2 separate regions of the Homo sapiens genome follow, and region 2 is linked to region 1. The links are chromatin contacts, found by Hi-C in ENCODE. All regions are on one chromosome and are shown on one strand. The core of a region is the stretch at or near the end of the contact, and the rest is flanking DNA. Distances in the headings are between cores, read along the strand shown. Region 1 has its middle 34 kb from the start of ADGRD1. Region 2 overlaps LINC02370 (long intergenic non-protein coding RNA 2370).

Region 1 (7,845 bases), core at 3,196-5,695:
CCTCCAGCTCACCTTCTCAAAAAGGGGACGTGGATGAGGCTCTCATGATTAATGATCGCAGTACGGATTTGTAACTTATTACGGAAGAAAAGCCACATCAAGCAGGTGTCGTTTGGAACAAGAGAGATTCGGCTGCCTAAGCAGTACCAAAGGACGGTGTCCTTTTCTGGGTCACATTTTAATTTTCTTTTCAGGTCTTGCAGAACAGCGATTAGTTCATTGCTAATGAAATCCTTAAGTGCTTCAGAGCATTACAACTTAGGGGAGGAAAGACTGGTGTGTCTTCTGAGACGCCCTGAGCAGCACAGACGACTAGAAATGCGTTTACGCTCGGCTGCTTGGGCTGATTGCCTTTGCAAAGAGGCACATGAAACCGCAGATATCTGCATGCACAGCCAGCAAAGGAATCGTAGAAATAACAACGTTATTGGGAAGTCATATTTTAAGCCGAGGCAGACGCTGTGCCACTGAATACCTAGGGTAGTTCAGATGCACCTAATATCCAGGTTTTTAGGGGAACTAATACGTGTGTGTGGAGCTGTGTCTTGAAATAATTCAATGTTCTAAGCCTCAGTGAAATCGTGTCTCTGGAAGGTCAATCATTGAAGGTATAACGTAAACACTCAAGAAAACAGGGAGACTTTGTGGCAGCTCTTAACGTCGTGACGCCAGCTGCAGTAGCTCTGTCAATTGTGGGGGCATCAGATAAATCAATTTAAGCTGGAAAAGTCCTTTGAGGTATCCAGGTGGTTCGTAAGGCCACATAAGTCTGTCAAATATCATCGCTTTAGAGATTTCTGAGATTTCAGAGGATATCAGGTCTTGATGCTTGGAAAGAGGCAATCGGCAAGATTTTAGCAAAGGGACTCTGAGACAAAAGCCACAGGTTTTTGTTCGTCCATGCATGCTTTCCTCAGTTTCACTGTGCAGCACCTCTCAAACTTTCATGAGAAATTTGGGGTGCCCTGGCACTCTGTGTTTTTCTAACCGGCTCCCGGCCGACACTGAGGCTAGTGGTTCTTGAACCACGCGTCGGTATTAGGGTGCTGTGCAGTACGTAGCTCGAGGAAGGCACTTCCACAGAAGGCAGTAGCCTACCTCCACCCTGTTTACCACCTGCAGGATTCATCTCATCTCTTCACTCAAGAAAATTGGGCAGCCCTGTGCGGGAGGCCTGACTTGCACTAGCGGCTGGAGACAAAGGGTGAGTCAGACTCAGCTTGGTACCTCTCCTGTTGAGGCTTATTATTTTAGTTTGGGAGACAAGCACAGAGACTGGTAATTCCTAACTTTTAAATGCTGTCAGCGAGGAAGCGCAGCGGGCAGCTGTGAACGTGTCTAACGGGGGCTGTGAGCTTCAGAAGTCGGGGAAGTGCTGAGGTTCAAGGAAGAACCGGGGTTCATTGGCCAAGAGAGCCACAGGTGGGGTGGGGTGGATCATATTCCAGGGAAAGGGGGCGTGTGTGCAAAGCCTCTGAGGCAGGAGGGATGCGGGCTTTTGGAGGACCCGGCTGGTCTGTGTGGTTGGAACATGGTGGGCACACGCTGGGTGAGCGTGGAGTATCTGGAGGTGAGGCTAGCGTTGGTGGGATCCTGGTAATCCCGCTAGGACACCGGGTCATCCTCCGTCATTAGATGATGGTAAAGATAGTGGATATCAGGGGAAAGTGGGGACTGACGGCTCCCCTTTTCACGATAAGGGTGGCGTGTTTCCATTTGACGAACGGACCCCCTTACTAAGTACCTGTTAGCGCAGGTGACACCCACCTGCTCCGCGAGCTCAGTAGACACCCATCTCCACGAGGGGGGCAGCAGAGCAGAACGCTGAGGCTCGGAGTCTGAACCTTGAGAAAGATTTCGTCGTGGAATTCTAGAATTGATAGTTCTGCATCTAGACATATTCTAGACATCTAGACATATTCTAGATGTCTCGATAGAAGCTGTGCGCTAACAGCGGCCCACACGCGCCTGCTCACTTCAGGGGTCCTGTTTCAGTTCCTTCAGGGTGGCTGGTGTCTAGGCGAGAACGGCATCTGGAGAGGGAAAGGTCACCCCTCCCTGACCCGCGTTGCACTCGTCAGGAACGTGGCACAACCTCCCAGTATTAATTCCCACCGCGCCCTGTGGCGGGGCCCTGGCAGACATGTAGATTTGCCAGACGGCCAACGTGATTGCATCCTTCATTAGCTATGAGGTGGTGCAGGAGGAGCCGTCGACTCCAGGGGTGGCAGGTGGTTTGGGGGCCAGGTGGCCAAGTTTATGGAGTGCCTATGGTTTCACCCCACCTTGCAGGCATCGGGCTGGCGGCCCTCGCCTCTGTGAGCCTCACAGGCTTTCTGCACTCAGAGAAGGGAGCTGGTGGCAAACAGGCCTTGAAGAAGGGGAGAAAGTAGCTGTCAGGTGCGGCTACTCAATGCTGCCATCAGCTTAGAATTGTAAAGGGAACTGTTTGAACCAGGGCACGAGAAGAGTGGTTTTCTTTTATTTTCTTTTGTTTGTTTTGGTTGAGGCTAAGATTTCCCCATGACCTCAGAGCATCGAGGGCCAGCCCATTTCCAAAGGGTCTGCCGGTCTAACGTCTCTGTTGCTCATACTTAGCACCTAAAACTCATGTTCCTCCATGTCAAAATCATATTTCTCTATTTGAAATCATATTCCCTCATGTTGAAATCATATTCCCCCATGTTGAAATCATATTCCCCCATGTTTAAATCATATTTCCCCATGTTTAAATATTTCCTCATGTTGAAGTTATATTTCTCCATGTTGAAATCATATTCCCTCATGTTGAAATCTACTTCCCCATGTTGAAATCATATTTCCCCATATTTAAATCATATTCCCTTATGCTGAAATCATATTCCATGATGAAATCATACTTCCCCATGTTTAAATCATATTTCCTCACGTTGAAATCACATTCCCTCATGTTGAAATCATATTTCCCTATGTTTAAATCATATTTCTCCATGTTGAAATCATATTTCCCCATGTTGAAATCATATTCCCCCAGGTTGAAGTCATATTTCCCCATGTTTAAATCATATTCCCTCATGTTGAAATCATATTTCCCCATGTTTAAATCATATTCCCTCATGCTGAAATCATATTCCATGATGAAATCATACTTCCCCATGTTTAAATCATATTTCCTCACATTGAAATCACATTCCCTCATGTTGAAATCATATTTCCCTATGTTTAAATCATATTTCCCCATGTTGAAATCATATTTCCCCATGTTGAAATCATATTTCCCCATGTTGAAATCATATTCCCCCATGTTGAAGTCATATTTCCCTATGTTGAAATCATATTCCTCCATGTTGAAGTCATATTTCTCCATGTTGAAATCATATTCCCCCATGTTGAAGTCATATTTCTCCATGTTGGAATCATATTCTCCCATGTTGAAATTGGAGCAGTTAATTGGGGTCACACTTTTATCATCTTGTCCTGGACTTTAGTTCCCAGGGGCAGACCAGGCAGTCATCAGAAACACAAACCTATTTAGAGAACTGCCTTCTTTCAATACACACCTGCCCTGATCATTTGGGTTGGAATATGGCTGCTTGTGGTGTTTTCTGCACTTTCAGCCTCCAAGTTGAGTCTTTGCGTGGCCGAGTGTCAGCACTTGCCACACATTTCCTCTTCCTGGGCAAACGACCTCACTCTCTGGGCATGTGGTTGAATGTCCTGGCCTCACCTCACAGTTAGATGTGGCCGATGGGATGTGAATAGAAGCCGTACGTGACACTTGCAGTCGTGACCCGCAAATATTTCCGCCACACGGCCAGCCATTCCCTTTCTCTGCTACTGGCTTGAGGTGACTAACAAGGCAGCTTCAATGGCCACACATTACAAACAGAGCCACGGATGGAAGGGACCATGGTCCCTGAGTCACCACGTGAAGGACACAGTTGCTGGCTACATGGAAGCACCCTTTGGACTTGTGAGAATGAGACAGAAACATCCATCACGTGTGAGCCATTCGGTGTTTGGGTTTGTTTGCTGCAGCAGCGGCCACAGCATTAGATTTTCATTCCGATCTAGGGACGCCACCGTAGGAGGAAAGTTAACAGATCCAGAAGTTGTGTGAACTGCCTGGTGAGCCCAGGCATTGGTGAGACCACAGCAGGGCTGAATGGAGGGAACAAAACTCTGTCCCCTGAGCATTCACTCTGGCCATCTCTCCTGTTCTTCTCTCTTCAGAGTGGAGGTCCATGTGCTCAGACAGAGGAGGCATTATCCTGACCTTTCTCCTCCCAGAATCAAGTTTTATCACTTACGCTCAGAAATCTGAGCTTGCTCTTGGAATTCAGCACTGGCTTCATGGATCCTTCTCTGCCAATGTGCATTTTATGGCCAACGAATGACCAGGACTGGTTGGTTGGATTGTCGTAAATTCACAAGACATGTTCATGGAGATCTTGCCAAGGGTGTGGCCACTTCAGCCATTGCATCAGAGCTAGTGGAGGGGAGATCGGGGTGGCCAGCTTGGCCGAGGATGTACGAAGTATGTGTAAACATTCTTTCTCCACTGATATCAAGTGTATTAGTCAGGGCTCTCGATTGCAAGCACTCTGACTTTCTTAGGCAAAAAGGGAATTTTTGAAAGGACGTCAGGGGTTCACAGCATCATTGTGGAGCTAGAGGGTCTATCTTGGAAAATGGAACCAACCAAGGGCACTTCAGAAGGCTGGACAGCAGGAATCACAGCTGAGGCCAGGATGCAGGTACAGACTGTTCATTGCTGCTGGAGATTCAAAGTGCCAGGGGAGAGGGCCATCTGCATAGAGCCTGAGTCACAGGCTTGCTCCCAGCTGTGCCAAGGCTGGTGTATTGGTCTGTTCTCACACTGCTGTAAAGAAATACCTGAGACAGGGTAATTTACAAAGAAGAGAGGTTTAATTGGCTCACAGCTCTGCAGGCTCTACAGGGAGCCTGGCAGCACCTGCTTCTGGGAAGGCCTCAGGGAGCTTTTACTCATGGAGGACGGCAAAGTGGGAGCAGAAGGAAGGGGGTCCATGCCACATACTTTTAAACAACCAGATCTCATGAGAACTCTATCATGAAAACTGCTCGGAGGAGATGGTGCTAAACTATTCAAGATAAGCCACCCCCACGATCCAATCACCTCCCACCAGGCCCCACCTCCAACACTGGGGATTACAATTCAACGTGAGATTTGGGCAGGGACACAGATCCAAACCGTATCAGTGTGAGATTTGGGCAGGGACACAGATCCAAACCATATCAGTCAGGAAAGGAAGGATTTTACCCACTTCAGCTTTCACAGTAGGTGTAAATGTTCCCTCCTACTCCATCCACATGCAAATTCCTCCAAACATTTCAGGGGCTTCAGCTGATACAAGTTCATTTTCTGTGTCAGAGTCTAATGCAGGTGTTCCTAGTGAGTGTACTCCCTTCCATGCAGTGACTCAGGGATCCAGGCTCTTCCAACCTGGGGCTCCATTTCAGAGTCCTCTGCCTTCAAGCAGAAAAGAAGGAGGGGAGTTACCTCCAGTGCATCTTAAATGCCCTGGCTTGGATAGAGCAGGGGAGGGGATGAATGATATGCTTTACTTTTGCTCATATTCCCATAACTCATTACAAGGCTAACATAATTATAAGGGATGATGGGAGAGACATAGAAGCAGAAGGACATTGGGTGGTGCCAACCACTTCTGCTATAAGCCTTTACAGGAAGAGAGGATGTTTGGTTTCTGGACAGATAAAAAAAGTAATTGATATCTGCTCCTAGGGCTAAATATATGTGGGGATGGGGAACCTGAGAATATGGTCCTTTCTTGAGCTTTGAGGAGAGAGGGATGGGTGCTAATATTTGTTGAATGGCTACTACGCATAGGAACTTTGCAGATGTAAGCTCACTCAGTCCTTAGGGGTGCTAATTTACCCTTTGGCGTAAATACTATTCTTTCCACTTTACGAATGAGAAAACTCAATTAACAGGCGGTGGAGGGATTTTTTTCAGCTAGGCAGTGACAGAGCTAGGATTCACACGTTCCATTCACCACCCAACCTTAAGGGTCGCTGGGCTGCAACCTTGACTTGAAATATAGTCTACTTTGCACTGGGAGGGTTTGGAATGAAACGCTACAATTTGGATCAAGATAAACCACAGGCAGTGAAAGCAAGCTGCAGGGGCCAGAGGCTGGAATTTCCCACAGACAGAATTTTGGGAAAAGCTGTACAGTTTGGAGGGGCCGGGTAGGGAGGAAGAAGGGAAGGGGGATAACCTCATCCAAGCGAGAGAAGTTATGGTCACCAAATATTTCTCTAATTACAAAAAAATAAGGGACTTAGGGATGCCAAAAAAATAAAGTACAAGTGTACTAGGCGTTGGCTTTTTTGGCAAAGCAGATTTGTCTGTAATCACTCTTAAAAAGATATAAAAGGAATTGCCTCACACAATGTGATCACTTAAGCCTGGCTTTTATCTGTTTCTTCAGAAACATTGCATTTTGAAGGAAACCATATTAGCTGGAGATGGTGAATTTGTCTGGTAATTGCTTTCTATTATAAATCTAAGTAACATTTAACACCACTAGGGAATGCAAAATTATCAAGCAAGCTGAAAGAAGAAAAAGTCTTCTTCTGAGTTGAAAGTTCTGTTTTCCTAGTTGAAAATAGATGTTTTAAGGTTCACAGAACACCATTTTGTATCATTAGCAAGATTATGGGGCAGCGCTTATAAAGTTCCAAAACTCCCTGCTGGTTAATAGATCTTAGAAAAAGCGTCTGAGGCAGATCCCTTGACCGGCAGCCATGGTCCACAGTATTCAGCTGTAATAACAATTATTTAAAAATGGGCGTGAGATGGGGGACAATCGTGATGCCTCTTCTGGCCTTAAACACCCGCGATAATCTTTGCTATGGTCCGAATGTTTGTTACTGCTCTCCCTGCAAATTCGTATGTTGAAACCTAGTGCCCCAGGTGATGGTATTAGGAGGTGGGGGCCTGTGCGAGGTGATGAGGCCACGAGGGTGAAGCCCTCAAGAAGGGGATTAGTGCTCTTATTAAAGGGGATCCAGAGAGCTGCCTCGCCCCTTCCGCCAGGTGAAAACACAGTGGGAAGGTGCCCTCGATGAACCAGGAAGGGGGTCCTCACCGGACATGAAATCTGTCATGCTTTGATCCTGGACTTCCAGCCCTCAGAACTGTGAGAAACACATTTCTGCGGTTTATAACCTACCCCACTCGTGGTATTTTGTATAGCAGTCAGGATGGACTAAAACGATCTTTGACCCACTTGCTATTATTTTCGTTGTCAAATCCATTTTGTATGTAGGTCAGCTTCACTATCTTTATGAGGTCAGAGGACTGGATGTCCCCAGGACTTACGTGGCTCCAAGACATCCTTTTGTTTGTTTGTTTGTTTTTGTTTTTGTTTTTTTTTGAGACAGAGTCTTGCTTTGTTGCCCAGGCTGGAGTGCAGTGGCGTGATCTCGGCTCACTGTAACCTCTGCCTCCTGGGTTCAAGTGATTCTCCTGCCTCAGACTCCGAGAATAGCCGTGACTACAGGTGGCCGCCACCACACCCGGCTAATTTTTGTAGTTTTAGTAGAGACGGGGTTTCACCATGTTGGCCAGGCTGGTCTCAAACTCCCGGTCTCAGGTGATCCGCCCACCTCGGCCTCCTGAAGTGCTGGGATTACAGGCATGACCCACCGTGCCCGGCCCCAGTACATCTTTTCAGGGCACTTGAATGGTCAGTGTTGAAACATCAAAAGATTTTAAACAAAATTCTGAATTTTCAGCTTCTCCAAAAAACCCCACAGAAATCAGATGATCTTACCAAACTGAGTCCTCATTTCTGCCTG
Region 2 (7,845 bases), core at 2,280-4,779, 440 kb after region 1:
AGATCTGTGAAATGGAGCGGGAGGTGGAGGCAGAAGAGACAACTCTAGATTTAAAGAGACTTAACAGATAGAGTTTTCTGACATGACATATAGACTTTGCTTGGATCTGGATTAAAATAAATCAGCTACTAAAATTCAGTTTTCTCGCTAATCAAGATGTTATCGGAAAGGGGTCCTGATCCAGACCCCAAGAGAGGGTTCTTGGACCTCACACAAGAAAGAATTCCAGGCAAGTTCATAGAGTAAAATGAAAGCAAGTTTATGAGAGAAGTAAAGAAACAAAAGAATGGCTACTCCATAGACCGAGCAGCACCAAGGGCTGCTAGTTGGCTACTTTTGTGGTTATTTCTTGATTATATGCTAAACAAGGGATGGATTATTCATGAGTTTTTTGGGAAAGGGATGGGGATTTCCCAGAACTGAGGGTTTCTCCCCCTTTTAGACCATATAGGGTAGCGTTGCATTTGTAAACTGCCATGATGCTGGTAGGAATGACTTTTAGCACCTGCTGTATTATAATTAGCATTTAACGAGCAGTGAGGACCACCAGAGGTCACTTTCATTGCCGTCTTGGATTTGGTGAATTTGGGCTGGCTTCTTTACCACATCCTGTTTTATCAGCAGGGCCTTTTTGACCTGTATCTTGTGATACCAGCTCTGTCCACCTCCTGTCTCATCCTGTGACTAAGAGTGCCTAGCTTCCTGGAAATGCGGCCCAGAGGGTCTTGGCCTCATTTTACTCAGTCCTTGTTCAAGATGGAGTCACTCTGGTTCAAACGTCTCTGGCAAAGGGAATTTGAGTATAGACTAAGTGTTTGTCTTAGTCAGTTCAGGCTGCTGTAACAAAATGCCTTAGACAGCGTGGCTTATAAACAACAGACATTTATTTCTCACAGTCTGGTGAGTCCAAAATCAAGCCTCCTGCAGATTCAGCATCTGGCAAGGCCCACTTCTTGGTTCATAGATGGCGGTCTTCTTGTTGCATCCTCACATGGTGCAAGGGGCGAGGCAGCTCTCTGGAGCCCGTTTATAAGGGCACTAATCCATTCATGAGGGCTCCATCCTCAGGACCTAATCACCTCCCGAAGGCCTCCCCTCCTAATCCATTATGTTGGTGATTAGGTTTCGTCATATGCATTTTGTGGGGACACAAACCCTGAGCCCACTGCAATGTTTGATTAAATGAAGGAGTTGTTTGTTTTGCAAAGCGTGAGTGTAGAACGGTAGTCATGCAAGAAGAGATTCCTTATTCGGATGCGTATTGAAGGATTTAGGAATGTGAGGACATGGGGTGTGCAATTTGCTTTAAAGCACTCAACCGTGCTGCAAGCCTCTCTTTCACTTCACGTACATCTCTCTCAGTGCTCTCTATCCAGTCCTGTGCCTGGAGGCTGACCCTAATATCCAGTAGTAAAGGGACTCTGTGTCCTCTGGAGACCTTTGGCTCAACCAGAGGCGAGAGGCTGTGCTCAGAGCACCTGCTCCTCTACCCCCGCTCGCTGGGCTGCAGTTCTTGTCTGGCAGCCCCTCATGCAGAGCCAGCTGCTGCCCCACTGGGTGAGTAACCACCCTCCCTGCCCATGCAGATGCAGTGGTCTTAGCTGCACCGCTGAGACCCTGCTAAGATCCCAGCCCTGAAGTGCGGCACTGGCCCTGCAGACTTCCTCCACCCGCCCACGCCTGTGGGAGCCATCCCTGCATCCACCTCTCCCCTGTCCCATTTAGAGTCACTTGTTACCTGTGGGACTGTGACTCTGGGGGAGGTAACATGTTTGTGGTTGTTGATGTCGGGCGACGGGTATGTGAGAGTTTTATGTATCCTCTACCTTTGTGTATGTTTTTGAAATTTTTCATAAGCAGAAAACAAACATAAATATACACAAACACTCTATTTTTCCATTATTAACATTATAAATTTATGTTTAAAGGTACACATGAGATGTTTTAGAAGGATACACACCATATTCCGACTGTAGCTACCTCCAGACGATGGGACTAGGAGGTAGCAGAGCAGGAGGGGGCAGAGCGGAGTGAGCTGGGAGGTGTCCTCAAGCTGGGAGGTGTCCGTGAGCTGGGAGGTGTCCTCAAGCTGGGAGGTGTCCTCAAGCTGGGAGGTGTCCGTGAGCTGGGAGGTGTCCTCGCGCTGGGAGGTGTCCTCGAGCTGGGAGGTGTCCTCAAGCTGGGAGGTGTCTGTGAGCTGGGAGGTGTCCGTGAGCTGGGGGGTGTCCTTGAGCTGGGAGGTGTCCTCGAGCTGGGAGGTGTCTGTGAGCTGGGAGGTGTCCTCAAGCTGGGAGGTGTCCGTGAGCTGGGGGTGTCCTTGAGCTGGCATGTGAACTCTCCTCCCCTCCTCCTCATAACCTCTCCCTCCTCATGATCTCAGTGCTTCCACTTATTTAAAATCACTCATTTAAATGAGTGAACCTCCACTCGTGTAAAATCACAGCTCAATATCACTCCCTCGGGGACGCTTAAACAGGGAGTGCCGTGGGCAGCCCTCCTGCACAGGCCACCGCTGCTCACACACTTCATCTTCACAACATTTATCTCAGTGGTCATTTACATTAATCTCTGTGAAAATTTGAGAATTCTCAGGGGGAGATTCTCCACTGTTCTCCGCAGGAATTTCTGTTCCCAGGGCTAGTTTTATACTGATCCATGTGATAATTTGTGGATGCCTCCTAGCTATGAGCTCTAAGGAAGCAGAATTTTTCATTATATTCCCAGCTTTGATCACAGTGTCCGGCAAATGGCAGGTCTTCAAACACGTGGGCTTTGTCAAATTCTTTGAAATTTCTACTAGAATGTATTCATTTTTCTGCCACTTAAAATAATTTTAAGTTATTGTTTTAATTTGTTGTAAATTTTGTTTGACTTTGAGGAAAATGTAGAAAAATAATCTAAAATCTTGAAGATAAGAAAGAACTTAAATGTCCATAGACAATAAGCAAAGGATAGGTTATGGAATTGCACAGATTTTAAAGTCTCTGAATGCAGAGTGTGTCATCATGACTTTGTAAGGCAAGTGAACTGGAGGAAAGCATTTGAAGACAACATGACAAACAACAAGTTTGTATCCTTAATATGTAAAGAGCATATTCAAATCAATATGAAAAAAGATATCTGTATACAAAGGATTGGCATGAATAAAAAGTTCAAGAAAGAAGACACACAAAAACAATGGAGCCGCAATGGAAGCAACATCACTAATTATCCAAGACATGCAAACGAAACGAAAATACTTCAAGTTCATCGGGTGAGAAAAGACTGAAACTCACTGCAATAGCTGATGCCAATGAGGGTCTGGGGGATGGATTCTCAGGACCCTCTGGGGGCTGGTAAGTGTCCCCTGTTCGAAGCTTCTGGGGGCAGTTTGGTGAAATGTGCCGAAAGGCTTTCACATTTGGAGATGTTTGCTCCACGAAGAAATGCCTACAAGGACAGGCTCACAGGACCTGTGACTAGAGCCAAGCTCCCGAAGCATGTAGGGCTTAGCTGCTCCCACTAAGATCACCAGCCCTGAGTCACTCCCTCTGTGCCCTTCCCCTACCCTCGCATCCCTGTGGGAGCTGTCCCTGCCTCCACCTCTCCCCCACTCCCCGATCAGGGACTTATTGTTTTTTGGTTTATGCTGGAGGAGCAGTGACAACAGACCAGGGCCAGGGGTGGAGACCCACACAGTAGGTCCACAGTCACTGCGAAAATGTGCACGCCACAATGTTGAGTAATTTTAAAAAAGGACCTTTTGTATATTAGGACCCATTTTGTTTCAAAATACATGTATGACATCACTATGCAGAAAATGTTAAAGCTGTAAAAACATGAACAGAATGCCTGAAGCGTGGGCCGTGGAGGGGCACGCTGACCTGCACACGCCTCCCACTTCATGGAAATGCCTTCGCGCTGCTTACTTTCTTGCTTTTCTTTCACAGGAGGCTTGTGTCACTTTTACAACCAGCGAAGTCACGTGTAGGTTCCGTGTCCAGGAAGAGAACCCCACCGCCTCCTTCTGGATGGCAGGTGTCCCTCTCGGCTGAGCAGGTGTCTGGGACCATGACATCCAACCTGGGCTCTCCTGGCCCCCAGAGAAGAGCTGCCCAGTGCATGTGCTGGCTGCACCGTGACGTCCCCTATGAACGAGGCCCACAGGCAGTGGCTGGCTGGGGGGATGCCCCTGCCCTGAGCTGGAGTCTCCCCAGGTGGCTGCTTCTTCCCCACCCCGAGGGTCACAGCCCAGCCCAAGCTCCAAGGGAATGGAGCAGCTGCCTGCACCAAGCTTCCCTCCTCTGGAGAAAGCACCTCCTCTTCTCCCTCACGTGCTCCCTGATGACCGCCAGGCTCCTTGACATGGTTCCCAGGACCAGCCTCTCCCAGGGTCCCTACTCCCAGTACCCCAGTCCTCACCATTTGTGACCCTTCAGCCCCTGCTGAACCCTGCCAGCCCCAGGACAGGCCACAGCTGTCATGCCACCTCCCAGCCATGATGAATGGGGAACGGGGAACTGTCTGACCTTGGGCTGGGTTCAAAAGCAGGGTCAGCCCAGGCACAGAGCCTGTTTGTTTGAGTGAATTGAGTGGGAGGCTGCTTTCTCATCGGGCTGAGGAGGGTTCAGAGGATTGTGGTCTCTTTGTTTTCATTCAAGGCTCCATCAGCCGGGGCCCTGGCAGGAACCAGAGTTCACTCAACCGTTCACAGAAGGGTGCCTTGCAGAGGCGCAGGCAGGGTGAGCAAGGATGGCGTGGAACTCGAGGGGGGGTGCCACAGTGGATGTTGTCGCCACCTGTGGCCTGAGGAGCAGGGCAGGAGCCATGCTGCTGGGTCCCAGGGAGGCCATGCGGGGCACTCCACAGAAGCTGGGTCTGGAGACTGGGGGTCCCCGTGAGGCCATATGGGGCACTCTACAGAAGCTGGGCCTGGAGACTGGGGGTCCCCGTGAGGCCATGCGGGGCACTCTACAGAAGCTGGGTCTGGAGACTGGGGGTCCCCGTGAGGCCATATGGGGCACTCTACAGAAGCTGGGTCTGGAGACTGGGGGTCCCCGTGAGGCCATGCGGGGCACTCTACAGAAGCTGGGCCTGGAGACTGGGGGTCCCCGTGAGGCCATGCGGGGCACTCCACAGAAGCTGGGCCTGGAGACTGGGGGTCCCCGTGAGGCCATGCGGGGCACTCCACAGAAGCTGGGCCTGGAGACTGGGGGTCCCCGTGAGGCCATGCGGGGCACTCCACAGAAGCTGGGTCTGGAGACTGGGGGTCCCCGTGAGGCCATGCGGGGCACTCCACAGAAGCTGGGCCTGGAGACTGGGGGTCCCCGTGAGGCCATGCGGGGCACTCTACAGAAGCTGGGTCTGGAGACTGGGGGTCCCCGTGAGGCCATGCGGGGCACTCCACAGAAGCTGGGTCTGGAGATGAGGGTCCCCGTGAGGCCATGCGGGGCACTCCACAGAAGCTGGGCCTGGAGACTGGGGGTCCCAGCTCTTGCCAGCAGCACAGCCCCATGCAGGGAGGGCACGAGGAATAAATGCCGCGACCTCAGCCTGTCTCTCCAGCCTGCTCTGTGCCCCAGGGGAGACTCCATTAGTGGAGCCCAACTCAAAATAGGGAGGGAAGGGAGCCTGGATGGACAGAGGGCCCCAGTCATCTTAGGGCGGGTGGAGTGGGGTCGGGGGAGCCGGATGGGGCCTGCAGGGCAGCGGGTCCCACCCAGGCCCACCTGCAGACATCAGGGGCCTCATCTGGGAATGCGGGGCCAGGATGCTCTTGAACAAATGGAAGTTTTGGCAACTCTGGACTTTGGGGTAATAGGCTGGGACCATAGAGATGTGACCCACAGCTCCTGTCCATGCTGGCTCTCATGGCCACTGGTCTCCCTCACTTGGTCTCCGGCCTGCCCTCTGCTTCCGAGTCCGCCACTCCCCACCCAGCCTCTGTCATTTGCACGCTGTTGATGAACTGTACAGCGCGGAGGTGGAAAATGATAATCTCTCCCTCCTCAAACAGCTCTGGTCCCACTAAGCCCAGTAATAAGGAGGAAATGCAAAATGAATCTGCCGCAGAAAACCAATAAGCGCCGAGGCTCAGAGCCTTTGGCAGGGAAGAGCACAAAAATGCCAAATACAATTTTTTTCTATTAACATTATATCCGCAGGCTCTTGTCAAGGAAATATCTGATCGGATCCCAAAACGAGCAATTATGAGAGCTCACTGTCTGAGCGAGACGCCTCTGGCAGAGGAATTTAATTTTGGAAAGTGTCCTATCTCAAACCATGGGTCTGGCCTGCTTTCTGGGGGAGGAGGCCAGACCACCAGGGAGAGACTGGTCTGGGGGATGCGTCCCTGTGGCAGAGGTGACTCCCGGTCAGGCAGAGGATCCAGAGAGCACTGGAGGCTGAGTCCTCAAGGTCCCCAAGCATGAGGCCTTTGAGGTTGGGGCTGGGGGTGAGGCTGGAGAGTCACAGAGCAGCAAAAGCCTGGGGTCCTGTGTGCAGCATGGACAGCAAGACACAGCCACTGACTGGACACAGAGGGGACAGGCCCTGGAGTGACAGCATGGCCTGTCGGGCACACAGGGCCTGGGCTGCCACCAGCAAGTGTGCAAAGAAGGAAAAGGTGCCCTCTCAGGACTGTTGAAATGGGAAGGTGCCCACCCCTTCTAGGGGAGGACCTGGAAGAGGCCCCTTCCTGAACTCAGCCAGGGTCAGAGCAGGCACTCTGGGAGCTGGTAGTGGCTAGACCAGACCCTCACCACAGCCAGGAGCCCTGGGGCGCAACTGATGGCAGCTGGACCCACCCTCACTCCTGGTGCGTGTCCTGAGGGCATGCCTGCCTGCAGGGTCCCTCACTAAGGCCCTGGCCCAGGTGGTGACAGATGGGAACAGAGGAAGGGGCATGGAGGAGGCTCTGGACTCGGAACACCCACCTGGCTGCTCAGGGGGCAGGGAGGCCAGCGGCCACCACACAGGGTGGACCTGGACATTTGCTCTGGGGAGTGGACTCACTGCTGAGGGTCTTCTGGCCAGGAAAGATGCCTGCAGGTCCCACGGCAGGGCAGGAAGGATCTGGGGGCTCAGTGGAGCCAGCGTGAGAAGCAGGGAGGTGTCCATGAGCTGACAGCCCCCTCCTCAATCCAGGATCTCCAGGTGAGCAGCAGGCCACTGTTCTTGTCCTCCCCATGGATGGCCCAGATCGTGGGAAGGGTCAGGCTCCCCCAGACCCCAGAGGCAGCCCTGCCAGGCTCCAGAGTCCCAGCACCGTGAGTGCCATCCGGTGACCCCAGGTCCTCCGCAGACACTTGCTCTCCATTCATGGTCTCCTCCTCTCCTCACCTGATCCCCTTCAGGACTCCTTCCTTCAGCCTGGAATCCACCTCACCGGATCCCCAGCTCCTGCCCTCCGAGCACTGTCCTGGGAGTGTCCTGGCCTCTCTCCAGCGGGGCCAGGCCTGGAGCTGAGCTCTTCTTTCCGGGGCACTAACCTTGGAGGGCCTGGACAGAATGAGTCGGGGCAGCACCTGCAGGATTTCTGTTCTAACAACATGCCCCAGGCAGTTCTCCTAGGCCTGATTTCAGCAGAATTGGACCCTCTGCCCGGGAACCTATGTGGAAGCTGAAAACTTGGCTGGGAGGGGAAGTGGATGTTCAGCCCCATGCTCCCATCTTGGCCAAATGTTGGAGCAGATCCATTCGCAGGCTCCAAATGTGCACATACATAAGGGTTTGGGGAACTTTTGCAACGCTGCCTACACAACTCACGGGGACGTCAGCACGTGCGTTGTTTGTTTGAATGGAACCGGCTGTCTTTGGGGCTCTGGAGTCACTTGCAGAATGCACAGTGCCCTCTCTCTACTCCCT

Evidence for each region. Hi-C counts contacts between places; a loop is a spot of excess contacts on that map.
Region 2: a map with no recorded cell type shows a loop between it and region 1 (2.8-fold over the local background). The contact joins two enhancer-like sites. A Hi-C loop is called at or near these places in 2 of 37 single-sample maps with no recorded cell type.

Annotation. Positions count from the first base shown.
Region 1 is chr12:130,916,439-130,924,283 of GRCh38, forward strand. No RefSeq gene overlaps it. Among named protein-coding and RNA genes, the nearest start is that of ADGRD1, 34 kb to the right of the region's middle. Within about 2 kb of position 4,446, at least 7 of the 41 ENCODE cell types and tissues checked have a DNase peak (open chromatin) inside an H3K27ac peak, as active enhancers do.
Region 2 is chr12:131,362,027-131,369,871 of GRCh38, forward strand. It overlaps LINC02370 (long intergenic non-protein coding RNA 2370), which reads left to right. Exons shown (of 5, transcript NR_103736.1): 3 at 3,930-4,989; 4 at 5,098-5,313; 5 at 5,421-5,529. Among named protein-coding and RNA genes, the nearest start is that of LINC02370, 18 kb to the left of the region's middle. Within about 2 kb of position 3,530, at least 3 of the 41 ENCODE cell types and tissues checked have a DNase peak (open chromatin) inside an H3K27ac peak, as active enhancers do.